Regions from separate parts of the Homo sapiens genome. Here all the other regions are linked to region 3. A link is a loop called in an ENCODE intact Hi-C map of the cell type or tissue named here. Cell type or tissue: adrenal gland. All regions are shown on one strand.

Region 1 (8,000 bases), 400 kb after region 3:
ATAATCTGAAGAATCAGGAGCACCCCTTCCCACTGCCTGTCAGTGTGCAGTAAAGAGCCGCCGTCATATCAGCAGAGGAGTGAGTTTGCTTCACTCTGGGGGAATGGGGTGTAAAGCAGGAAATAGGAAAGCCAGGATGTCTGGTAATATCTTTGGGAGCACATATGATTACAGGTCTGGGTGACACTCAGAAGTGAGAAGGTTTTGTCCCACCTATGGCAGCTGGAGGCCTCTGTGGCCTGTGTCACCTGCTGTGACTGGGGTTTGTCTCCTCCTCTGCTGTGGGAAATGATAACCACTCCCTAGGTAATCCAGGGTCCAGTTTGGCAATGGCTGTGACAGCTGAGGCTTGCAGAACCCGGAAGGAGGAAGCCAACCTAAGACAGCACTGCCCTTCCCTGTGCCAGGAAGGCTCAACACAGACAGATAGATGCCTGCAGGAAAGGGCGGCTGCAGTGGGAATGTGGACTGAAGCTTAGATGAAATAAGTGCACAAAGAACGCTCAGAATTTGGCTCATTATATTATACAAATAATATCCCAGATACCTGCTGAAATTGGAAGGCCGTACACAGCGACCATGAAAAGGATAAAGTGCAGACTGGTGATTGACTGGTCAATGTGTATGCAACGTGGGCAGCTTGGACTCTGATACTTTGTGCAGGAGACGATAGTCCAAGGATCACCATTATGACACATTATTTCTTAGTGACAGATAATGGAATAAAATCATCTTTATAAATGTTTACCTATTTTTTTAACTTACACATTTTCTATAAAAGTATTATTATTATTATTATTAACAAAGAAGTCTTAGCATTGGATCTCACTTGTTGCTTCTGTGAGGTGCTCGTTCGCGTGTTCCTGGGAGCGCCCTGCCCAGGACCTGCTGGCCGGGTGCAAGCTCTTCTCTTGGACCAGGAACAGACGGGGGGCCTGGTGCTGCCCTGTCTCCTCAGCAGGAGCTTCGGAGAGAACAGTGAATGTGCACAGCACCTGCAGCCAGAGGTGGGAGGGCCAGGAGAGTGCTGGGAGGGGAGGTCAGTGGGGAGGGTGGATGGGCTGCAGGGGTGTCCCCAGGATGCTTAACAGAGAGCCGCAGGCTGATCTAACAAAAGGAATTCTCTCTCTTGGTCCCAAATCCAAGAGCGGAGGGCTGGCCCCCTCAGAGGCTTGGAGGCAGGGTCTGCTCCAGGCTCCCCACTGGGCTGTGGCTTCTCCCTGGCCCCTTTCACGTCACCTTCCCTCTGCACCTGTCTCTGCGTCCAAACTCCCCCTTCTCATGAGGCCTTTGATGGTATTAGATTAGGGCCTGCCTGAATGACCTCATTTTTAACTTGATTTCCTCATTAAGGCCAGGTTTTCACACACAGTCACATTCTGGGGTAACTTAGGACTCCAACATGCCTTTTTAGGGAGACACAGTTTAACTCCTAACAGGGCCAGTGCACGGGTGCTTGGTATTTGGTCACTGGTCTCCAGCCCAGCCGTCGTGGGAGGATCTTGTGAGGGGCTCTGCCGTGCAGGTGAGGAGGGGGAAGGGGCAGAACCACCATAAGGAGCTGGGTGGGAATTTGTGCGGCTGTGCCAGGCTGCGGAGATGATTGGGGGGCACATTCATCATTTAGTGGATGGAGGCTGGGGTGCTTGTCCCACAGAGTGGGGACATCTCCTAATAGAGAAGAGCTGTGTATTAGTCTATTCCACACTGCTATAAAGGACTGCCTGAAACTGGGTAATTTTTACAGGAAAGAGGTTTAATTGACTCACAGTTCAGCATGGCTGGGGAGGGCTCAGCAAACTGACAATCATGGCGGAAGGGGAAGCAAACTCGTCCTTCTTCACATGATGGCAGGAAGGAGAAGTGCCGAGCAAAGGGGAAAAAGCCTCTTATAAAACCACCAGATGTCGTGAGAACTCACTCACTATCACGACAACAGCAGCATGGGGGAAACCACCCCCATGATTCAATTCCTTCCCACCAGGCTCCCCCCACGACATGGGACTATGGGAACTATAATCAAGATGAGATTTGGGTGGGGACACAGATAAATCATATCAAGCTGGCTCTGACTTATATCCTTCATACCTTCCAGATGTCTCACCGGGTCCCTAGGGAGCTAGAAGTTGGCTTGTAATTCTTTGCACTGGAACCTGACTCCATTTTGTATGTAAACATCAAGAATTTTTTGCATGGCTTTAGCGTACACTGAATGTTCCGAGAATGTAACTAGAATAAAGATTGAACTTTGTTTTGTTTGAGGATTTTCTGGGAATTATTTACCATCTTGGGAAATCACGCCGCTGATGTCAATGGCCCTGCAGTCCTCAGGTGCCGGTACCCTGTACTCACGCCGCTGATGTCAATGGCCCTGCAGTCCTCAGGTGCCGGTACCCTGTACTCTCACACTTGTAATTCTCACACTTACAAGATGGTGTACACAAATAAAAGCTTGTGTCTATTGATCTATAATTCCTTACCTGTAGCTCAGAATTCTAAACAGCCTTGAAAACCCAAAGTGCTTTTCTTCATCCATTTAGTGGCAAAATCTGACCTGAAACAACAGGACACGACTGGGGTGTGCAAGGCCCCAGGCAAAGCCTCTTCTGAAGAGCCCTGATTATTTAAACTATTTGAATCACCTACAACCAGCACGTCAGCCCCATTCTGGCAGCCCAGTCTCACACGATTGTGTAGGAGACATGCTGTGCCTACCAGTGGGAGCCATCCTGGGCCAGGCTGTCAGCCTGGAACAGGGCTCGGCCATTGGCCCCAGAACAACCCCCAGGGGCAAGTCCCAGAGTTGGTCAGCCCCATACATGGACTACAGGGTCGGAGGGGCCACCCAGAAGAGAAATGGGAACAGGGCCTATGTGGGCTTAGGTGGGGCTCCAGGTGCTACTCCACCCAGGTGGCACTGCTGTGTGGGCCAGCCCTGTCACTCCGAGGCACGGCAGGTCAGAGCACGTGCTTCCATGAGGTGGTGGTCGGGGGCTTGGGGCCAGGTCCCAGGGCCGGGGGCTGCATGCCCAACCCAAGGGGAGTCTGTGCTATACTCGTGTGAGGCTATTAATAGCCAATTTCTAAAATCCTGCTCTGTGTGATTACACATTGTGCTTGGGAACCATTAATGTGTTTGATTAGAAGATGCTGCTCCAGGTCCTAACAGAGTTGATCGAATGTGCAATGTAAGGAGGCCATTTCCATGAAAAAGTCCTTGGAAACAGGAATTCTGAAACACATCTTCACTCAGGGGTTTCGGATAAAATTAGAGCCCTTTCCTCTAGGGTAATCATGCTTGAGAATTTACATACTAAACACATAAACACAGGATTTTTTTCATTAGTTATTTTCATTTTATTTTTCCTTCATGTCATGGTAGGGGCATCTGTAGATTTATTTGTAAAATTCTGTATGTAGCTGGGTGCTGTTTTCTATGGATTAGATTCATTGTGGAGAGTGTCACACTATAAACAATGGCAAGACAGTGGCGGCAGGAGATGGGAGGTGGCCAGAGACTGAACGCAGCTGCCCCGGCTGGATGGTCTCATTGTTGAGTTCAGGGGCAGGGTGGGTGACTGAGAACCTCTCTGCAAATTCTGCCTGGCTCCCTGGCCCAGAGCTGGCTCAAAGACAGACGGCGTGGGAATCTATCTAGCTGGGGAAAATCAGAATCAGGGGTGCTCTGCTCTCAAAGGTTTTCATATGATAATTATTCAAGGCGTGGAGGACATTGACAGAGGGATGAAATGAGCTATATTAGGACTTGCCTTGGAGATGTCCCCAGGGTCCCTGTGGCTAGAAAAGCCTGGAGACTGAAATGTACCCAGGAAGGCAGCAGCCGCCGGGAGGCGGCTCACCAGATGCCAGGGCAGAAATAAATCCTGCTGGCTCAAGAAGTCAGACCAGAGAAAGAATTCAAATGCAAATAGAAAGGGCGAACTGTGTCCTTATCAGCGTTTGGCACATCTGATAAAACAATGCCTGGCCACTGATGAATTCATGAAACCCAGAGAAAAAACTAAGAAAGCTCCGGGTATGGAAAACAGAAGAGAATCCAGGAAATGGTAGCCTGGCTCTAAACAGCTAATGCTGGAGTGCCTGATTGTAGGTGAGCCCGCTGAAGGGCTGCGTTTCATTTCCAACGCCAGGTGATGTTTTCCTGGGAAAGATCTGGACTCCGCCTCGCCTTCTGCTCACCCAGGTCCACTGTTCCTGCAGCCTCGGGCTCAGCAGTGGATGTGACTTTGGGTCCAAATGACAAGTGTTCCAAGCTAATGCCACGGTCCCCATCAGCTTCTTAGCACCCTTGAAGAATTTCTCAACTCTTCCTGGTGGACCCAGATGTGTGTGTGTGTGTGTATAAGTGTATGTGTGTGTGTGTGTATGTATCAGTGTGTGTATGTGTGTATAAATGTGTTTGTGTATAAGTGTGTGTGTATAAGCATGTGTGTAGGTGTATTTGTGTGTGTAAATCTCTGTATAACTGTGTGTGTGTACATGTGTATGCGTGTCTCTGTGTGAGTGTGTATGTGTATGTGTGTATCGTGTGTGTATGTATATGTGTGTGTATAAACGTATGTGTGTATATGTATAAGTGTGTGTATGTGTGTATAGTGTTTGTGTGTAAGTGTGTACGTATAAGCATGTGTGTATGTGTGTATAAATGTGTGTAAGTGTACGCGTGTGAGTGTGTAAATCTGGGTATAAGCGTGTTTGTGTGTGTGAGTGTGTATATGTGTATGTGTGTCTCTCTGTGTGCGTGTGTATGTGTATGTAAGTGTGTATGCGTGTGTGTATGTATGTGTGTGTGTGAGTGTGTGTGTGTGACACATTCCGGCCCAGTCACCTCTGTTTCCCATGAAACTGCATGATGGGACCTCACTGCTGTACTGGTCAGGGTTCTCCAGAGCGACAGAACCACTGGGAGAGGCAGATACACACTGATTGGGAGGAACGGCTTCCACTATCCCCGTAGCTGGTGCGTCGCAGGATCTGTTGCGTGAGGTTCAGCTGGTGACCCGAAGAGGCGCGGGGGTCCTTCAGTCTGGAGGAGCAGCTTGAGATCCAGAAGAACTTAAGATTCTGCTCGAGTTCAAAAGCAGGAAAAAAGCCGAGGTCCCACTTCGAAGGCTATGAGGCAGGAAGAACTCCCCTCTCCTCCGGGGGTCAGGGGGTTCCTGGTGCGTGTTCTGTTGAGGTTTCTGCTGCTGGATGAGCCCTCACACACACACACATCAGGGAGGACACCCACTTTACTTAGTGCAGCGAGTCAAATGCTGATCTCGCCCAAAACACCCTCTGGACACACCCGGGATAATGTTTCACCCGCAGCCCAGTCAGGTTGGCACAAAATCCAGCACCGCGGCCCATCACGTGAAAAAGCTGCTGCTTCTGTTCTTCGCCACCCCTACTCCATCATGTGAAAAGCTGCTTCTACTGTTCTTAGCTCCCCCCATCATGTGAAAAAGCCGCTTCTTCTGTTCTTCGCCCCGCCACTCCACCATGTGAAAAGCTGCTTCTCCTGTTCTTAGCTCCCGCTCCATCATGAGAAAAAGCTGCTTCTTCTCCTGTTCTTAGCCTCCCCCACCCCCTCAGGCCTCCTCCCAGGCAGCTCCACACCCGACTGGGTCTCGGGGGAGCCCTGCGTCAGCACCAGCCCTCACACTTGCTATCAGGGCTCAGACCCGCGCCTGCAGCTCGATGGAGGCAGATCCCACACATTCCCCTCAACCCTTCTCCCGCCTTCCCCGCCCCTGTTACGCTCATGTCCCATTCACTCCAGAGAACACAAGCGGTTCTGGTCAGGCGGGGTGACCTCTGCCTTGGAGGGAGCCACAGCCATCTGCTCTGTGAGAGGCGGACGGGCCGCACCCAAGGCCTAGTGCGGGGGGTGTGGAGGGGCGTGTTCCCTCTGAGCTGGCTTGCAGGGGCAGCATTCAAAGGGACTTGCATGGAACATGTTGTCTTTTCCAAAATATCAAAGATGAGTAAAAATGCATATATCTAAAGCAGTAGGGGAGGTTAGCTGGGGACCCCCGAGCTCTTGGTCACAGAAGAGGGTAAGTATAGGCTGCACAACTGACCCCCAGCCTTCCTGTTGCCCTTTTAAAGGAGAGCACCCTAAGGAACTGGTCACGTTTCTAAAATGTGTGTGCATGGGAGGGTGTGTGCGAGGATGTTTGTGTGCATGGATGTTTGTGTGCATGAGAGTGTGTGCATGGGAGTGTGTGCATGGGACTGTGTGTGCATGGGACTGTGTGCATGTGAGTGTGTGTGCATGGGACTGTGTGTGCATGGGAGTGTGTGCATGGGACTGTGTGCATAGGAGTGTGTGTGCATGGGAGTGTGTGTGCGTGGGAGTGTGTGCATGGGACTGTGTGCATGGAGTGTGTGTGCATGTGAGTGTGTGCATGGAGTGTGTGTGCATGGGAGTGTGTGTGCATGGGAGTGTGTGCATGGAGTGTGTGTGCATGGGAGTGCGTGCATGGGACTGTGTGCATGGGAATGTGTGTGCATGGGACTGTGTGCATGGAGTGTGTGTGCATGGAGTGTGTGTGCATGGGAGTGCATGCATGGGACTTTGTGCATGGAGTGTGTGTGCATGGGACTGTGTGCATGGAGTGTGTGTGCATGGGACTGTGTGCATGGAGTGTGTGCATGGGACTGTGTGCATGGAGTGTGTGCATGGGAGTGTGTGTGCATGGGAGTGCGTGCATGGGAGTGTGTGCATGGGAGTGTGTGTGCATGGGAGTGTGTGCGCATGGGAGTGTGTGTGGATTCTATTCTTTACTGAGAACATGTAGGAAAGTCATTTTTTCAAAAAGCAAACACTAGTCCTGTGGGCTTTGAAGCAGCATGGGGTCATTTAAAGGCCACTCAATGCCTATCAGAGGCTCCTCCATCCTGACCTGAGATTCTGCCAACATGGTATCCAAAGGTGACTACTCGGGGACTCCCAGAGCTGTCCCAGCAAGCCGATCCCCCGGGGGGAGAAGGGACACCTCAATGCTGTAGTCAATCAATATGCGAATTAATATCCTCCCTCTTCATGCCTTATCAGAAAAACAGGCTTTCTAGAGGACATTATGTTTTTACAAACAGTGAATAAAAAGCCTTTTAAATAACCCGAGTTCAGGTTTTCAGGGGCGGGCAGTCTGCTCCCTTTAGGCACATTTAGTAACATCTACTGGGGTGCCTCAGTTTTTGCAATAGTCTGGTGCTGCCGGCACCTGAGAGGCCCCAGCGAGACCAGGCTTCCTGCAGTACAAGCACAGGGTCTGCAGATGACCTGTCCTGCCGAAAACGCCCGTTGTGCTCCTGATGAAAAACACTGATGTTTTCATTTAAAAAGAGCAAGAAAAAACAAAATCCTGTTTTCTGTTTTTTAAAAAATTACACCAAAGTTTTCCCATCAGGCAAGGTCCCCAAGCCTCCCAGGCGGATCTAGGGACTTTAATTCCCCATTATCCTCCCTCGTGGGGGCTTCCTCTTCCTGCTGCAAGGCTTGGTGACGGCGCCACCATCCTCCCACTGCCTGAGAGACACACCCAGGAACAAAACCTCGGAAGTCCCTCGGCCAGATCTACCCATGACCTGGCCTCAGTTACTCAACCCAGCCAGCCCTGAGTTAATCCTGGAAAAACCAACGAAACTTGCTTTCTTCCCACTCCACCCGCCCGGCTGTCTTCTCGGCTGCTGTGTCTTTGTTTGAGATGGGGCAAGGGGAGGCAGCCGCCCAAGGAGGGCTGGTCTCAGAGAGAGGCGGCAAACGCTGGCACCCGCTTGGCAAGTGCCAGGGATAAGGAGGAAGAATGAAGAGAGAAGAGGCAAAGACAAATATTCTTTTGTAAAGAAGACGAACTGCTGACTTCAGCCAACATAAAGCGTGTATCTATAAAGCACGGCTTTGGAAGCCAAGGGCGTCCAGAGGACAGGAGGAGAGAGCTCTTTATCTCCTGTCTGCCTGGTCTGTCTCGTCATGAGTCAGGAGGGAGCAT
Region 2 (8,000 bases), 420 kb after region 3:
CTGCCTTAGCCTTTTGCTGTTTCCTTTTAGGGGTTAAGGCTGTCCTGGTGAAGCTGTGTTGGAAAAGAAGGCAGTAAAAGTTATTATAATTCAGTTTGTGGTGCAGCTTATATTCCTGCATTAAAAATGAATCATGGAAGACCCTTTGCCCTGAAGCGTGCCTCAGCTGCCAAACGTCACATTGCACAATGGCAAAGAGCATATATACATAGAGGCTTATAAAATCATACTTTGCTCTTAAAAGAAATTTTCTCTCTCACCAAAGAAAGTACTCAATATGGTTCAGAAAACAGGCTTCAAGTGTTCGAAGGTGGCCTCAGAAGGAGGCCTTATTAGAATCCTTTTCTAACTATGAGCCAGTCAGACCCTCCACTGTGACTCTCTCTATGGTAGCAACAAGCCACACCCTTCAGGCTGACTGAATAACTGATTCAGGCGTGTTAGGCACATTAACTCATGGACCAAAACACCGCCTCACCTGCTGAAACAGGGATTCATTTATCTCAATCTATGGCTCAACATCCATCCATCCATCCATACATACATACATATACACATACATACATACATACAGTTGTCCGTCTGTTCATCCATCTGTCCATGCATCTGTCCATGCATCTGTCTGTTCATCTATCTGTTCATCTATCTGTCCATATGTCCATCCATCCATGTGTTTATTCATCTGCCCATTTGTCTGTGCATCCAACCATCTGTCCACCTGTCCATCCATCCATCCATCCATCCATCCATCCATCCACTCATCTGGCCATCCATCTGTCCATCCATCTGTCCATCTGTCTGTTCATCCATCCATCTGTTTGTCTATCCATCCATCCACCCATCCATCCAACCATTGATTCTCTGTCTTGTTCCAATAAAAAACAAGTCTGGCTAGTAATATTACCAGCATTACTCAGAGACTTGGTGATTAATAAAAGAGGATGGAATAGAGGATAAAATAAGAAGCAAACAAACAAAAAAAGGAAGGGCTGGGCATGGTGGCTCATGCCTGTGATCCCAGAACTTTGGGATGCTGTGTCAGGAGGATCGCTTGAGCCTAGGGGTCTGAGACCAGCCTGGGCAACAAAGTGAGACCCCGTCTCTTAAAACAAAAAGAAAAAAAAAAGAAAAGAAAAGAAAAAAAAAGAAAAGAAATTAGCTAGTGTGGTGGTGCACACTTGTGGTCCCAACTACTTGGGAGGCTGAGGTGGGAGGATCACTTGAGGCCACTTCGAGGCTGAAGTGAGCTATGATTGTACTTCTGCACTCCAGCCTGGGAGAAAGAGTGAGAGCCAATCTCTATTAAAAAAAATGGGAGAAGGAATACAGAGAAATGGAAAATGAAAGAGAAATGAACTTACTCTAGTTGGTTTTATTTGAAATATTCCATTATGTTGAATAGCACTGAAAACAGACAAGGAAAGATCACATTGTCTAAAAGATGATTCTTCATATTTGAAAATGAATCTAAACTAATGCTTCCCTACAATAATACAGCAAGTAACTATGTGAAGCTAAGGGGAACCAGCGCTAACACTGATCCATGAAGAAGGGCATACAGAACACCCCTACCCCAGCTAACGACGCTTCCCAACATGTATATGAGACACGTGCTGCTTTTGCTTACCTGGTATCTATCAGTTTCCCCATCTTTTCATTAAGTCATTCTGATTTTCTTCAGGGTAGGTTTGGAAAATTTGAGAGGGGAGGATAAACCTGGCCAATGAATATATTCTATTCCCCTGGTCACAGTGCTGGGCTCAGAAATGGTCACGTGACTCGAGTAGATTCCACCGGCGTTTGCCCTGGGACTGGTCCTGGAGTGGCCAGGAAACCATGGGCTACTTCTGCCGTGTTTGGAGCAGAGGATCCAAGAGGCCAGAGCTCCACAGCTGCTTAAATGACCGTAACCATCACAACTCGGACAAGGCATAGGCAAGCCACGGTGTCCCTCATCTCAGAGCTTCTGACAGAGAGAGAACTGCTCAAGAAGACAGCAAAGCACACTCCAGAGATGCGTGCGAATAAAACCCAGTCCCGAAGACATCAGCAGAGCTGTCGGATCCCAATCTATCCAGACTTCAGTTATGGGAATAATAAGTTCCACTCTTGGCCAGGCACAGTGGCTCACACCTATGATCCTGGAGGCTGAGGTGGGAGGAACCCTTGAGTTCAGACGTTCAAGACCAACCTGGGCAACATAGTGAGATCCCGTCTCTACAAAAAGTAAACAGAATTAGCCAGACCTGTTGGTGCACACCTGTAGCCCCAGCTCTGAAGGCTAAGGTGGGAGGATCGCTGGGACCTGGGATGTTGAGACTGCAGTGAGCCGTGATCGCACCACTGGACGCCAGCCTGGGTGACAGAGTGAGACTCTGTAAAAAAAAAAAAAAAAAAAAAAAAGAGGATGAAAGAGAAGAAAATACGAAATTCTACTCTTTGCTAAAGTCAGTTTAAGCTGGGAGTCAGCTTCCAGAAAAACGTAGTCCTGGTAGGTGCAGACATCAAAGGGCCTCGTCCCCTTCAGTGGCTGTGTTCTCCCCTTCACCCCTAGTCGGGGCAGGAAAGAAGAAGATGGCTTCAGCCACCTGCCCTGCCACATTAACCTTCAGGGATTACATCCGGAACTGCCAGATGTCTCCAGAGAAGAGGCTGCCAATGGCCCCACCACTGGTGAGGCGTCTGCTCACCTGAGGGACGTGACCACATCACTCCGGCAAGGGTTTTTTGCCACCCAGGGGTGTGCGTTGAGCATTTTGGCGTCTAAGTGACACTTGATATTTTATAGCTAAGTGTAGTTCCATCTGCTTAAGGTAAAAATGCCAGAGATTAAAAAAAATCACACATATAGGTAAATGTGATTTTTGGCCACTGTTACGTTAATGTAACTTTTGGAAGTCATGAACTACTTGACAACCTGGAAGCTCCACAGCTATGGAAATAATTCTTCGAGTGTTCTCTGAAGGCAATGAGCAAGGGTAAGAATAAGCAGCCCCAGCCCCCAAAAGCAATGGAAGTATTTGTTTTACTTTTGAAGGCAGGATATCATGGATTATATATGCCTTATCTTAGTTATGGTGGTTTAAACAGCAATAAAGTATAAATTTTAATACATAGTAAAAATGCCATTTTTCACTTTCCTATTATTCCACAATCTCTGAAAAATGTCTTCCTGGAATCTCCTGGAACTTTTGGAACATAATACCAACATTTTCAGAGCATTTTTCAATGTGCCAGGTATTATGTCAGCTACTTAGGATTCAAATAAAAATCTCGCTACTCTGTCGACCTTCAGTGCATAACAGCTTAGCAGAAGAGAGGAGGAAGAAATGGACAGCAAAAGCATAGCTGCGGAGTGAAGTGATGAAAGTCAGAATGCAGGCACAAACCGAGGGGTACAGGAGCAGGGAGCGGGGCAGGCTCCTCAGACCCCTGAGCAAATCCGCGGGAGTCACAGGGGCACAGGCAGGCTTCCAGGAAAACGGTCGCCATGAAGTGTTGACAGTTGTCAGGGTGAAGGAAATTTGATCCTGAGGATGCTGGCCCTGGTTTTAGCATTTCAATACTGCTGGGTGTCTTGCCAGTGTGATACCCCCTGCACGTGATACCACCTGCAGTGGCAGGTTTCAGCCAGGCCTTTGGTGCTTAAGTGACCCTCGGTATTTGGTAGCCAGGGCAGTGAGCTGGCCTTCATTCTGACTGGCCACTGCCCATGTGGGACTAGGTGCTAAATACATAGGATATCACCCCGAATCCTGAACTACTGATTGTTTCGTGAAGTAATACCATGATGTTAAACACTGCTTTAAAATGTTTAAATCAAACCAAGAAAAATATTTTTAGAAAGCAAGCTTCTATACCTTCAAAATCTTCAAGAGGAGGAAGACGAGGATAATGGACAAAGCAAAGCTTCTGTTATAGGAATAATTATTTCATGGTTCCAGATACTTTTGGAACAGTAGAAAGTCAGCATGACCACCATCCTACATTAGAATCTCTATCTATACATGGTGAAGCCCCATCTCTACTAAAAATACAAAATTAGCCAGGCAGGGTGGGGGGCACCTGTAATGCCAGCTACTTGGGAGGCTGAGGCAGGAGAATTGCTTGAACCTGGGAGGCAGAGGCCGCAGTGAGCTGAGACGGCGCCACTGCACTCCAGCCTGGGTGACAGAGCAAGACTCTGTCTCAAAAAAGAAAAAAAAAAAGATGAAGATAAATAAATGCCTGATTTGAGAATATTGGAAGAGCTTTCTCTGCACATGTGAAAACTTGACCGAACATATGCTTCTGTTACAAAAATATCATTGTAGATGCACTGTGATTTTTAAGATCACACTGTTAAGAAATACATAACAATATTTCATTTTCATTTGTCATTAATAATTTATTGTCCTTTTTTGTGTAGCATTTAGCACATTTAAGAAATATCTATTCATAGGTAGTTATAAAGAATACATACTTCATATTTCTACTTTTACAAATGTACATTTTTTATTTCTATCCTGTTTATAAATTTTGCATTTGAAAGGTTTAGGATTTTTTTTAAAGAATGCATGGATTCTGAACACTGATTTCGAAATGCCAGTATGAACAGTGGATTGGAGCCTTCTATGAAGGAAATACTTGCACTCTGAGTTCTGTGCTCTCCCTGGCAGGGCAGTGCCTCCTGGTGCCGAGAGAAGCCCTGGGCCCTGCCTCTGGGCAGGGTTCTCCTCCCAGGCTGTGGGGCTGAGGTGGAACCAACTTCAGCAGACATGGGTTCTGAAGTCGGCTGCAGGCTGAGGTCACCTGCAATCTGGACCTTCCACAATTGCCTCCTGAGGGCACTGGCTGCTGTGTAGGTGCATCCCTCCCTGCATGCTTGTGATGCTGGCACAGAGGCCCAGGTAGAAACAGCCAGGCCCAGAGGGTGGTGGTGCCCATGCCCAGAGGGGTGGCCTTTTCCATGCAATGAGCTGTTGCCCCTGCCTTCCTGGTTCAGCCATCTCCCTGGTAAGGGCCTTTCCTTCCCTCCTGGGCCATCCTCACAGCCTCGGGTCTGTGGAGCAAGGGCTCTGCCCTTCCAGAGCTGTGGCTGAGGCTGTGTCTCCTCAACCTCACTCTGCAGGGATAGCCAAAGCACTGTGAAGGGAAAATTGTCATGAAACGGCCCAGCCTCACCATAGAACCATTGAACTATCTGCATTTCAAGAAGAAAGTTCCCAGGAGAAAGCCTTCTGCAATAGAGGAGTGGCTGGAGGCATCTCAGGGCACCAGGAATGCAGTGAGGTGGCTCCTTCTGATGGGGCCTGCATTGCTGATGCCGTAAGTCACCTGCAGACGACAGCCCTGGCACGGGGCTGCTCATGGGTCAAACCCTCATGGGATGGGGAGGGAATACACTAACGCCACCTCTCTCCTTTAACGTTTTTGTCAGACAATCAAAATAACCTCCCAGAAAAAAAACCGCAAAGTCCTCCCATTTTACTGATCTCATACATAGAGTCAGCAACGCAGGAAATAAATCTATCAGAATCCATTAAATGCCTTTCCCGCACTTCTAAATATCATTGATGAGAAAAGACACATTGATTCAGCCGTGCTTCTCAGCAGGTGGAAGGCCCAGTGCAGAGACAGCAGCCGCCAGAACTGGGGTCACTGGTGAAGGCGGAGACCTGACTTGCCCGAAGCCCGGGACCCTTCTTGAAAGACTGACACCATCAGGACTGGCCCATTCCAAAAGAGGCAGAAACACCCACAGCTGTGTAGGGTATAGGGCTGGACACCGAGTGGTCCCACAACTCCACTCCTGCCCAGGATACAGGAGACAGAAGTGGCTGTGTTCAGATCCCAGGAACTATCACCTTCCTGCTTTCATTGACAGCTTCCTTTCCTAGCAGAACCAAAAATAGCTGTCAATCAACCCTCAACTTAGTGAAAATAAAAGGACAGCAATTCTCCTAAGCAGTGCTGGGTGCATAACGGGACACACAACAAGAGTGGGATGCTTGTGTCTGAGTCCAGCTCTACCGTGGCCCAGCTGCCACCTGGGACAGGTCCTTAACTCACCCATTCAGCCTCTCCCTCATCATCCTCCCTCCCCTCTGCCCCACCTGTCGCCTTCCCCACCATCACCCTCTTTCCCAAACCAGACCCAGTTTCTAAGAAGAGCTCTAACAGCTAGTTCTTCCCCCTCAGTCACTGCTGGGCTCTCTTCTGCTGTGGAAATTTCCAGTAATGGGGAAAAGGGGAGAAAGAATACAAAAATAGCAAAGAAAGGAATGCAGTCCACATAACAAAGAGCCAGTGGGTGAAGCAAGAGAAAGAAGACCATTTTATTGATGATAAATCCAAATTCCTTGCAGGCCCAGGGTCCCTACCTGCCACAAAGCCACCTGCCACACCTCCCCCTTGGATTTGCAAGGAATTTGGACTTATTTTCAATGCACCGGGAGCCACTTCATTCTGACTGATTGTGTGAGGGACTCACTTAACACAGTCTGGTTCAGTCAGATTCTGCAGTGCTTTGGGTAACTGTCCCTGCCAAATCTCATGCTGAACTGTCATCTCTCCAACATTGGAGGGGGGCCTGGTGGGAGGTGTTTGGGTCATGGGGGCAAATTCCTCATAGTTTGGTGCTGTCCTCCTAGTAGTTAATGAGTTGTCAGGAAACCTGATAGTTTAAAGTGTATGACATCTCCCCCACTGATATGGTTTGCCTATTTCCTCACCCAAATCTCATCTTGAATTCCCACCAGTTGTGAGAGAGACCCAGGGGGAGGTAATTGAATCACTGGGCAGGTCTTTTCTGTGCTGTTCTCATGATAGTGAGTAAGTCTCATGAGACCTGATGGGTTTATAAAGGGGAGTTTGCCTGCATAAGCTCTCTTGTCTGCCACCAGGTAAGATGTGCCTTTCACTTTCCGCCATGATTGTGAGGCCTCCCAGCCATGTGGAACCGTAAGTTCATTAAACCTCTTTCTTGTGTAAATTGTGCAGTCTTGGGTATGTCTTTATCAGCTGTGTGAAAATGGACCAATACACCCACCCTTGCTCCTGCTCTTATGCTACCCCTGCTCCTGCTTCACCTTCCGCCATGAACAAAAGCTCCCCCAGGCTTCCCCAGAAGCTGAGAAGGTACCAGCACTGTGCTTCCCTCACAGCCTGTGGAGCTGTGGGCCACTAAACCTCTTTTCTATATAAATTACCCAGTCTCAGGTACTGGTCTGCAGCCTGTTAGGGACCAGGCTGCACAGCAGGAGGTGAGCAGCTGGTGAGCCAGTGAAGCTTCATCTGCATGTACAGTCACTCCCCATCACTGGCATCACTGCCTGAGCTCAGTCTCCTGTTTGATCGGCAGCAGCATTAGATTCTCATAGCAGCACAAACCCTACTGTGAACAGTGCCTGCGAGGGATGTAGGTTGCGCGCTCCTTATGAGACTCTAATACCTGATGATCTGTCACTGTCCCCATCACCCCCAGACAGGACCCTCTAGTTGCCAGGAAACAAGCTCAGGCCTCCCACTGATTTGACATTATGGTGAGTTGTATAATTATTTCATTATATATTACAGTGTCATAATAGAAATAAAGTACACAACAAATGTAATGCGTTTGAATCAAACTGAAACCACCTTCCGACTCCCACTGTTCATGGAAAAATTTTCTTCCGTGAAACTGGTCCCTAGCGCCAAAAAGATTGGGGACTACTGTTCTAGGGAATTTGAATTGGGATGGAGAGGCTGTGGCTGGGGTGCGGTGGCCAAGCGGGCTCCAAGTGTGTTTTAAGGAATTTGATGGGGATGGAGAGGTCATGGCTGGGGTGCGGTGGCCAAGTGGGCTCCTAACATCCTCTAGCACGTCTAGGTTGTAGGAATCCCAGAGCACTGTGGGCAGAGCCGGGGAGGAAGGCCCCACAGTGAGTAACAGAAACAGGGGCGCTATGACCGGGGAGGGGCTGGAGTGATGAGGGATGTGGATGTCGGATGGCTTTCCTGTTCCTGCTTCCACCTCTGCA
Region 3 (8,000 bases):
TGGAGGGGTATAAAGAGTTTTCTAAAAGAGAAGACACTGTAACGTGTTTTGATGCTGATGAGAACACTCCAGGATCATAGGAGTTTGTGGCACCATGGCATTCAATAAATCACACCTTGAGTAGTGCCTTCCTCCTGAATCTGGACTGGGCCTGTATTTGCTTCAACCAATGAAAGGTGGAGGAAACGGGGTTGTGTCAGTTCTGGGCCTAACATTCAAGAAGGCCTGGAAGCTCCGTGGTTCTTGTGAGGTCCCACAACACTACGACTTCTGGCTGCCCCAATGGGGCTAAAGGTCCCATGGAGAGAATGTGAGACAGCACAGAGAGAGGGTCAGTGGGCCCTGCACTCCAGCCACTGGCTACCAACTGATCTTCTAGGTGAAGGTGGTCACACCAGTCACCACCAGCAAGACCAGCAAACAAACTGCCCAGGTGAGCTCAAACCAGATTGCACAATGGTAAACAAATAAAATGGTTGCTGTTTAGCCACAAAGTTTTGGAGTGGTTTGTTATCCAGTAATAGAGAATGAAAATGAGAAAGGAAATGAACTGATTATTCCAGAGATAAGGGATCATTATGGAAGCAAAGTGTCTGAGAAGTTAACTGATGAATGGGATTTAGTACCTAAACTGAAGGGTTAATAAAAGGAGTGTATTAAGGGTACTCTGACTGAGCAAGGCTAACTACACAGGAGAAAGCCTAGCAAACATGAAGGCTCTGCTTCAACCTGGCCTTAGAGAAAAGAAAGATCTGGTAACTTTCTTTTATGTATCACTAACAAACAACACAGCAGATTAGGACAACCCACATTTGGGGCCACTGGGAAGTCTGTTTTTACAAAGATGTTTTATAAGTGCACCTATTACCAGTTTACTGGAGTCCCCCTTATCTGCAGTTTCTCTTTCTACAGTTCAGCTACCTGTGGTAAGCTGCAGTCCGAAAACAGGTGAGTACAATACAATAAGATATTTTGAGAGAGGAGACAGAGACCAAATTAACATACCTCTTATTTGAGTATATTGTTATAATATATATTGTTCCATTTTATCTTCAGTTATTGTTGTTAATGTCTTAGTGTGCTTATTTTATAAATTAAACTTTATCACAGGTACATATATACAGGAAAACAACATAGTATCCATAGGGCTCTGTACTATTTATGATTTCAGACATTGACTGGTGGTCTTGGAACACATCCCCCACAAATAAGGGGAACACATCCCCCACCACTACTGTATTCATCCATGGTGTCCTATAGCAAGCACACTTCTATCAGGTAATCCATAATTACCTACCTTGCTTGTCGGTAATGCTGTCCCACTATGAATATCTCCTCCCAAATCAAAAGTTGTCTCCTGAACAATTCTGATGGGATAAAACAAGAAACACACTGACTTAATAACATTCCAATGACAGGCATAGTCTCTTCTTAATACACAAGGAAGAACTAAAATACCAAATGTCAAAGATTTTTAAGAAATTGCTCTGTTTTCAGCACACGAACTTACAGAATTAAAAAACCACCTTATGAACTTTCTTTACTGGTATATACTCAATATTCCCAGTATCTTTTTTTTTTTTTTTTTTTTGAGATGAAGTCTCACTCTGTTGCCCAGGCTGGAGTACAGTAGCACAATTTCGGCTCACTGCAACCTCTGCCTCCTCAGTTCAAGTGATACTCCTGCCTCAGCCTCCCAAATAACTGGTATTACAGACAAGGGCCACCATGCCCGGCTAATTATTGTATTTTTTGTAGAGATGGGGTTTCACCATGTTGGCCAGGCTGGTCTCGAACTCCTGACCTCAGGTGATCCGCCCACCTCAGCCTCCCAAAGTGCTGGGGATTACAGGCATGAGCCACCACGCCCGGCCCGATCATATTTTTTTTTTTAACTATACAAGAAACGGAACATAAAAAACCAGGTTATTTCATTATGTAAGTCTATCCAGGCAGCAAATGGCATATAAATGAGGTGTACAAGGTTGAAGTGCCGGCGGCCCTATTTATGGACACAGGGAAAGTGACACATGAGGAACAGCGGTGAGCTTCTCTCCTATTTGAAAGTCAATCTGATTATTTTTGTAAAGCACATGAGTATCACTACTTAGGCTACAAATTAAAAAGTGGGACATTTTTGATAATGTTAGCATGCAAATCAAAAATTATCCTAGTTTAAACTGATTCTTCAAATATCTCAAAATATCAAAATTTCTAAATATGTCACTTTGAAAACCTAACTCATAAGCAAAATCTCATTATGAAGATTGAAGAGTCTAACAAGCTGGGACCGACTACATTCTTCAGCACAAATGAAGGGTGAATGCAACTCACTGGTCCCAGCTCATTGGAGAGTGCCCTCCCCACCTCCACAAAAAAAAGCCCTAAAAACACCTGGAAACCAACAAGGATGAATTAGTATTTAAATTTCCTGGATTTCTGCAAAACATAATTTAAAAAGAATGAAATGTCCCGTTATAATACTTGAAAAATATTAATATATGGTCTAATTTCAAAGCAGCATGGTAATGGGAAACTTTTATTTACACTCAACCAATAGAAAGAAACAAGGAAGTAATGTAAAAGTTGAAAACAACTTTTCAGATTAGAAGAGCAGGTACAAATTTCTCCTCTATCTCACCACTAAGAAAATAAAACCATTTTGTAATGCAAAATAATACCATGCTTTAAAATAGTAACTTTTGAAAGAGTAAAAGTTTTTACTAAAGGCCAAATAATTGTCAATTTTCTGCACACAACTTTCTGCAATATATTACCAATATTCTGAAATTAAATACTCATAATCTATCACCAAGATATTCACAAAAACATGGAAATGCCCTGCTGGCTCCCATCAGTTTGAGTGGGAGATTCAGTCCAGCTATCGGCTCTGACAACAGGAGTAACAATGACAGCAGGCCAGCTTCTCTGCCACCTACCAAAGCTGCACACAGCAGTGTCCACCCCTAACTTCCTCTTGTGGGTAGTATGTGAGTAGAATCAAAGCCTTCTTGATTCCACTTACAATTATCATCCTAGAACAACAAATTTCCACCATGCAAAATTCTTTAACTTTTCCCACCAAAGCTACCTCTTTCAAGTTTTAACATGGCTCATTTTTACTGCAGGCTGGATATGTGGACAAGACCAACCAAAGTGACTTTATAATATGACTTTGAAATTATCAAACTATGGCCTTTGACTGTAACAATCATGGGTCGCTCCTCCCAGCATTCAGAGAATAGTAGCTCATGCCCTGGGTACTTGATAATTGTAAACTAGATTAACAAATCAGTTAATGAGTCAGTGTATCACCGGGAGGCCCTAAAATTCCCAAACTATCAATATCAAACTTTGCCACTCGTTTATAACCATCAGTAGGATTTGAAGACACACTATGAAATCTGCATTGGAGGGTATGTGAGTTATCTAGCCAGAATCTGTCACAATCGTTTGACACTAGAGCAAAATTAATGTTCCTAAAAAAACAAGAGTCCTTTCTAATTTATGGATGGTATGTTCAGCCGCCAAGCAGCTTTTACCAGATTTGCCAGAAAAATACCTAACAATAGTAACAAAATTTCACAGCACATTCTCCTCATTGAAACCTAAGCCATGTTCTTCAATGATCTCTGCTGCTGGCCAGAAATATGGTAGGAAGAGACATCTGCAGGCTTCCAAAGCAGGATCCACATGGCAAAAATACAGTAGGAGATTGTCTCACACATATAAAAACATTACAAGCAAAACCGAAGGGCAGACTAGGTGTGGGACACAGGCTGCTACTAGAATTGTGTTTATACAGAGAACAGAGATGGACAGTAACACTAGGAGTAACACATGTCACAAGAAATATATTACAACTCAAGAATAAAGGGCATTTGTATATAAGGGCAATAACTACAGGTACTATTGAGAGACCACATGTAACACACAGCGGAAGAAACTGTTTCAGACAATACATAATCTCTTTGGACAAACCTCAGTGAGCCTAAAAAATAAACAGGGAGTCAGGATATACCAGATCAAGATTTTTGATGCTGAAGGGAAGAAACAGGGCTGAAGAAAAGCTGATGATTGAAATGAACATCTAAGCATGAAATCATGACTCGCTACTGAAGGGAAGAGCCCATGTAAAGCTAATGACAAGGGACAGGAAATAGGGACACGGCTGATCAATGAAAAACATCACCTTCAGAAAGAAACAGTTAAAAGCTGTGAAGAATGGAAGGATGGTGTTTAAATACACTAGTTTAAAGATGAAAGTGTTAGAAAGAAATGGATTTTCTTGGGAAGCAGGGAGGAAAAGCACATGCTGGTTTCCTTGGATGCCACAGGTATGGTCATTTGCTGACACTTGGGGTGCAAGGTGAGGTGAGCAGCTGGGGATGGATCTTAAACAGCTGTGAACTTTACAAATAAATATATGTGATAACCCACCAAGTATTCATCTTGGAGAAAGACATTAATTCTAAATAGTCATATGTGGCCCAATGTGTAAGGTCTGGGTGGCTAATCAAAGGCATGCCGTAGAACAAAACAATGGGAAAGGCCAAGCAGGGAAGACCACGCGGGTTCATGTCTGTGCTTCAGGAAGAAAGCCTACAATCTAGGGGAGTTTTCAGTTGTTTTAAGCAGCATGAAAAATAGACAATGAAGTGGCTTAACAGGATGTTTTAAAAAGTAAAACCAAAGGAGAAGTCATATTCCCTACCTACAAAAAAATTTTACTAGATAGTCATTAAGAAAGGCTTTCTGTTTTCCCTTACTAAGCCCACAATGCAAGTCTTCAGAAAAGCACTAGGTGGAGCTAAAATATTCTGAATTCCTTAAGAGATCTTAATGTGTTTCATTATCAGTCACAGAAAAGAATACTTCAAAAAATTTTATAATCTTAGTTACACTGAATAATTACAAAGAACACCATGTTTTTTTCACAAAAGAAAAGGTACTGTTTTAGTATACTGGCTAAAAAACAAAGTTTAAATATAAACAATTTAAAACCAGTGAGAAATTCCAATTTTAAGACAAAGTCAAGACCTTTCTTCTTTCCTCTAAAACCAACCCAAGTTAACAATAGGAACCAAAATCACAAACTTCACTTTGATATTTTTTTAAAAATTGAAACAAAAATAAAAAGCCAAGATATCTATGAATAATCTGAACTACTTTAAGTATAATCAAAACATTTTAAATCTTAGGGTTAATCTATTTACCCAGGTTTATGTCTTGGGCCCTTAACCATCAGGCCTCCATCCACAGATCTTTTTGCAAGAGCATGATCCTGACTGGGGTCCACAAACTTAAATACATGGGACGCCCCAAACTGCACTTTCATGCCACTCTGCAGCATGGTGGTTTCTGAGATGCGCTGGCCTTCCACGTAGGTTTCTGCGTCCATACTTCTGGGCGTCACAGTGACCACTCCATCCATGTTGGTAAGGTCACAGTGATGGGGCTGAATTCCTGGGCCAAACAACTGGAAACCGAAGGAAACCAAAGAAACTCCCATCATGAAGTTCACAGCATTTAAACACAGAATGTTAAAACCGTGAGTACCCCTTTTATGACAAATATAACCTAATAAGCTCTGGATTTTTAGTGCCTTTTAAAGTGGATTTCCCTCAATCGTATAAAAATAATTAAACTGTCAAAAAAAAGTCAAACCAATCAGACCTTTTATTTTTAGTACCCAGTGACTTAAGGCATACTGTAACTTTGCATTAAAAAGCATACAGTTGGCCAGGCGCGGTGGCTCACGCCTGTAATCCCAGCACTTTGGGAGGCCGAGATGGGCGGATCATGAGGTCAGGAGATCGAGACTATCCTGGCCAACATGGTGAAACTCCGTCTCTACGAAAAATACAAAAATTAGCAGGCGTGGTGGCGCGTGCCTGTAACCCCAGCTACTCAGGAGGCTGAGGCAGGAGAATTGCTTGAACCAGGGAGTTGGAGGTTACAGAGAGCCGAGATCGTGCCACAGCACTCCAGCCTGCTGACAGAGTAAGACTGTCTCAAAAAAAAAAAAAAAAAAAAAAAAAGGCATACAGTCATCTTAACCAATATTTGTTAGATGGTTAATGGACAAATCTAAACAGATCATTAGCATTAAAGATTCCTATTATTATTTTTAGTGTTGTGCTAAGAAAGAAGAAATGGTAGAATTGAAAATGATATTAACAATCTGAACCCATCATCTTACAAATTGAGAACTAAGTACAGAGCAAGGGTGATTCGCCTGAATTCAACTTCAAAGAAGTGACAAATTCTGACTTCATTTATTCAAATAATGTGTTAAGCTCTGTTTTAAGTACTTGAGAACCATATTAAGCTAAATTTAATTAGAATTTACCGAATGCCTAATGCTATGTGGTCAGACCTCCAGTGATAAGCACTTCTGCATAGGTTATATCCTGTAATCCTGAAATAGACCTATAAAAGTATCATCACCATCTTTTAGAGAAAAGGAAGCAGTTTCAGAGCAATGTCATCACCAGCCCAAATTTCTAGAGGTGGAACTTGAACATAAACTCACATTCTGCTGTTTCCACACTAAAGCAGAGAAAAGTGACCCAGAGTAGATAAATTATTTATATTTAAATACAAGTCGGTAATTATAATTCCTTCTTTCATTACCATGTGGCAGGCTCTGTACAATACGTTATGCCTCCTGGAATGTCAGAGTTGCAGCAGGAAGCTCAGACTACGTACCTGGATAGAGTTGTCATCCAACTTTTCTGTCCCAACTTCAGTAACACTTAACTGAAGGCGGTAAAGCTTTGGCTTATCTCTAGAGTCAGAACCATCTGTGAGAAGAGAAGGAAGACAGCTCTATTTGCAAAGTCTAATATTACTGTCATGTTATTTCCAACAAACAAAAGGTTATCTCAGGCACTACAGTTCTCATTTCTCAGGATTTCTTTTCAAAAAATTCTCCAAACTTATGTAACACAATTTAACAAACTGGATACAGAAAATTCAAAATAAGAAATAAACGTATCAGTTTCTGATTAACACAAAGTGCTAACACTAGCATTAATTCCACCACATTCTTATTACATTGAAAAAGGCTTCTCTACCGCACTGCCCTGGACGTTTGTTAATGATTCTGAGGAGCAACTGTAGTAGCAATATGAAGCTCATCAAAGACACACAGGCCTTCCCTTCGGACCAGATCTTTCCTGCAGTATTCTTGCTGCCCTTATGGCACACAACACAATACAGGTTGAGGGCACAGCTAAATCACTGACGGAGGTTTTTAAATGTGCAGTTCTCATAGCGCTCCCCAGACCTGGATGAAAATCCTTGGGGATGAGGCCTAAGCATGTGTCCTCTGAAAAATCACCCCAAGTAATTCTGCTGTCCATTACTGATCAAGAATTACTGTTAAAAGTGGTTAGCTCCCTGGAGTAGAACTGGAGTAAAAGGAAGACTGGGTTTTTTGGCTTTTTTTTTTTTGTCATTTTATACCTTTATGAACTGTTGGAATGTTTAATTTATATGAGCATGTGTTTCCATGACAGGGAAGGGGTGAGGAGGAGGAGGAAGCTGCTCTGCCGAAGCCCTCTAGTCCCAATACACCTAGACATGTTTTCTCACTCTTCACCTACTGTATCCCAGATGAGGACAATGTCACTTCATTACCTTAACTAAAAATGAGGTATTCTGATTTCAGAGTTGACATATGAGAAAATGTGCCTTCCAGAACCCATGAATGATGATGTAACTGCAGAGCTTAGCACCTGCACCATAGCCATGGCAGTCAGTCTAGTGTGGCAAGCACACCACCCACCAAAGCTTAGGAAAAGGCCAAACCAGTAAGAGTCGCCAAGATCTGCTTTATGAGTGCCTTATAACTTTCAAACCCGCTGATTCCATTACCTGTTAAAATCTCTAGTCACTGCAATTAGGAACGTAAGCTTTGAGAGTTTCACACGTTAAACAGTTTGGAGTATGAGCGTGCACAGAGTTTGAGACTGCTAAAATCTCTCAGCAGTGGT

The links. Peaks named below come from ENCODE experiments on the same cell type or tissue, not always from the same donor. Only the 100,000 strongest peaks of a DNase experiment are listed, where the experiment ranks them.
Region 1: a loop joins it to region 3, with 3 times the contacts of the local background. A loop is called at or near these places in 86 of 110 quality-filtered maps.
Region 2: it touches region 3 in a loop (3.0-fold over the local background); 77 of 110 quality-filtered maps call a loop at or near these places.

The regions. Positions count from the first base shown.
Region 1 is chr6:167,491,872-167,499,871 of GRCh38, reverse strand. No RefSeq gene overlaps it. Among named protein-coding and RNA genes, the nearest start is that of TTLL2, 170 kb to the right of the region's middle. RefSeq lists an enhancer at 6,092-6,999. In adrenal gland, no CTCF peak of the experiment used is centred here; no DNase peak of the experiment used is centred here; H3K27ac peaks cover 2,365 bases.
Region 2 is chr6:167,471,676-167,479,675 of GRCh38, reverse strand. LOC105378127 (a long non-coding RNA gene) reads left to right here and starts at 6,886. Exons shown (of 4, transcript NR_134591.1): 1 at 6,886-6,942. RefSeq lists enhancers at 1-343, 4,452-4,965. In adrenal gland, no CTCF peak of the experiment used is centred here; no DNase peak of the experiment used is centred here.
Region 3 is chr6:167,895,684-167,903,683 of GRCh38, reverse strand. It overlaps AFDN (afadin, adherens junction formation factor), which reads right to left. Exons shown (of 34, transcript NM_001386888.1): 10 at 6,712-6,806; 11 at 5,217-5,479; 12 at 1,298-1,367. Among named protein-coding and RNA genes, the nearest start is that of AFDN, 73 kb to the right of the region's middle. In adrenal gland, a CTCF peak has its summit at 4,799 (motif pointing right); no DNase peak of the experiment used is centred here.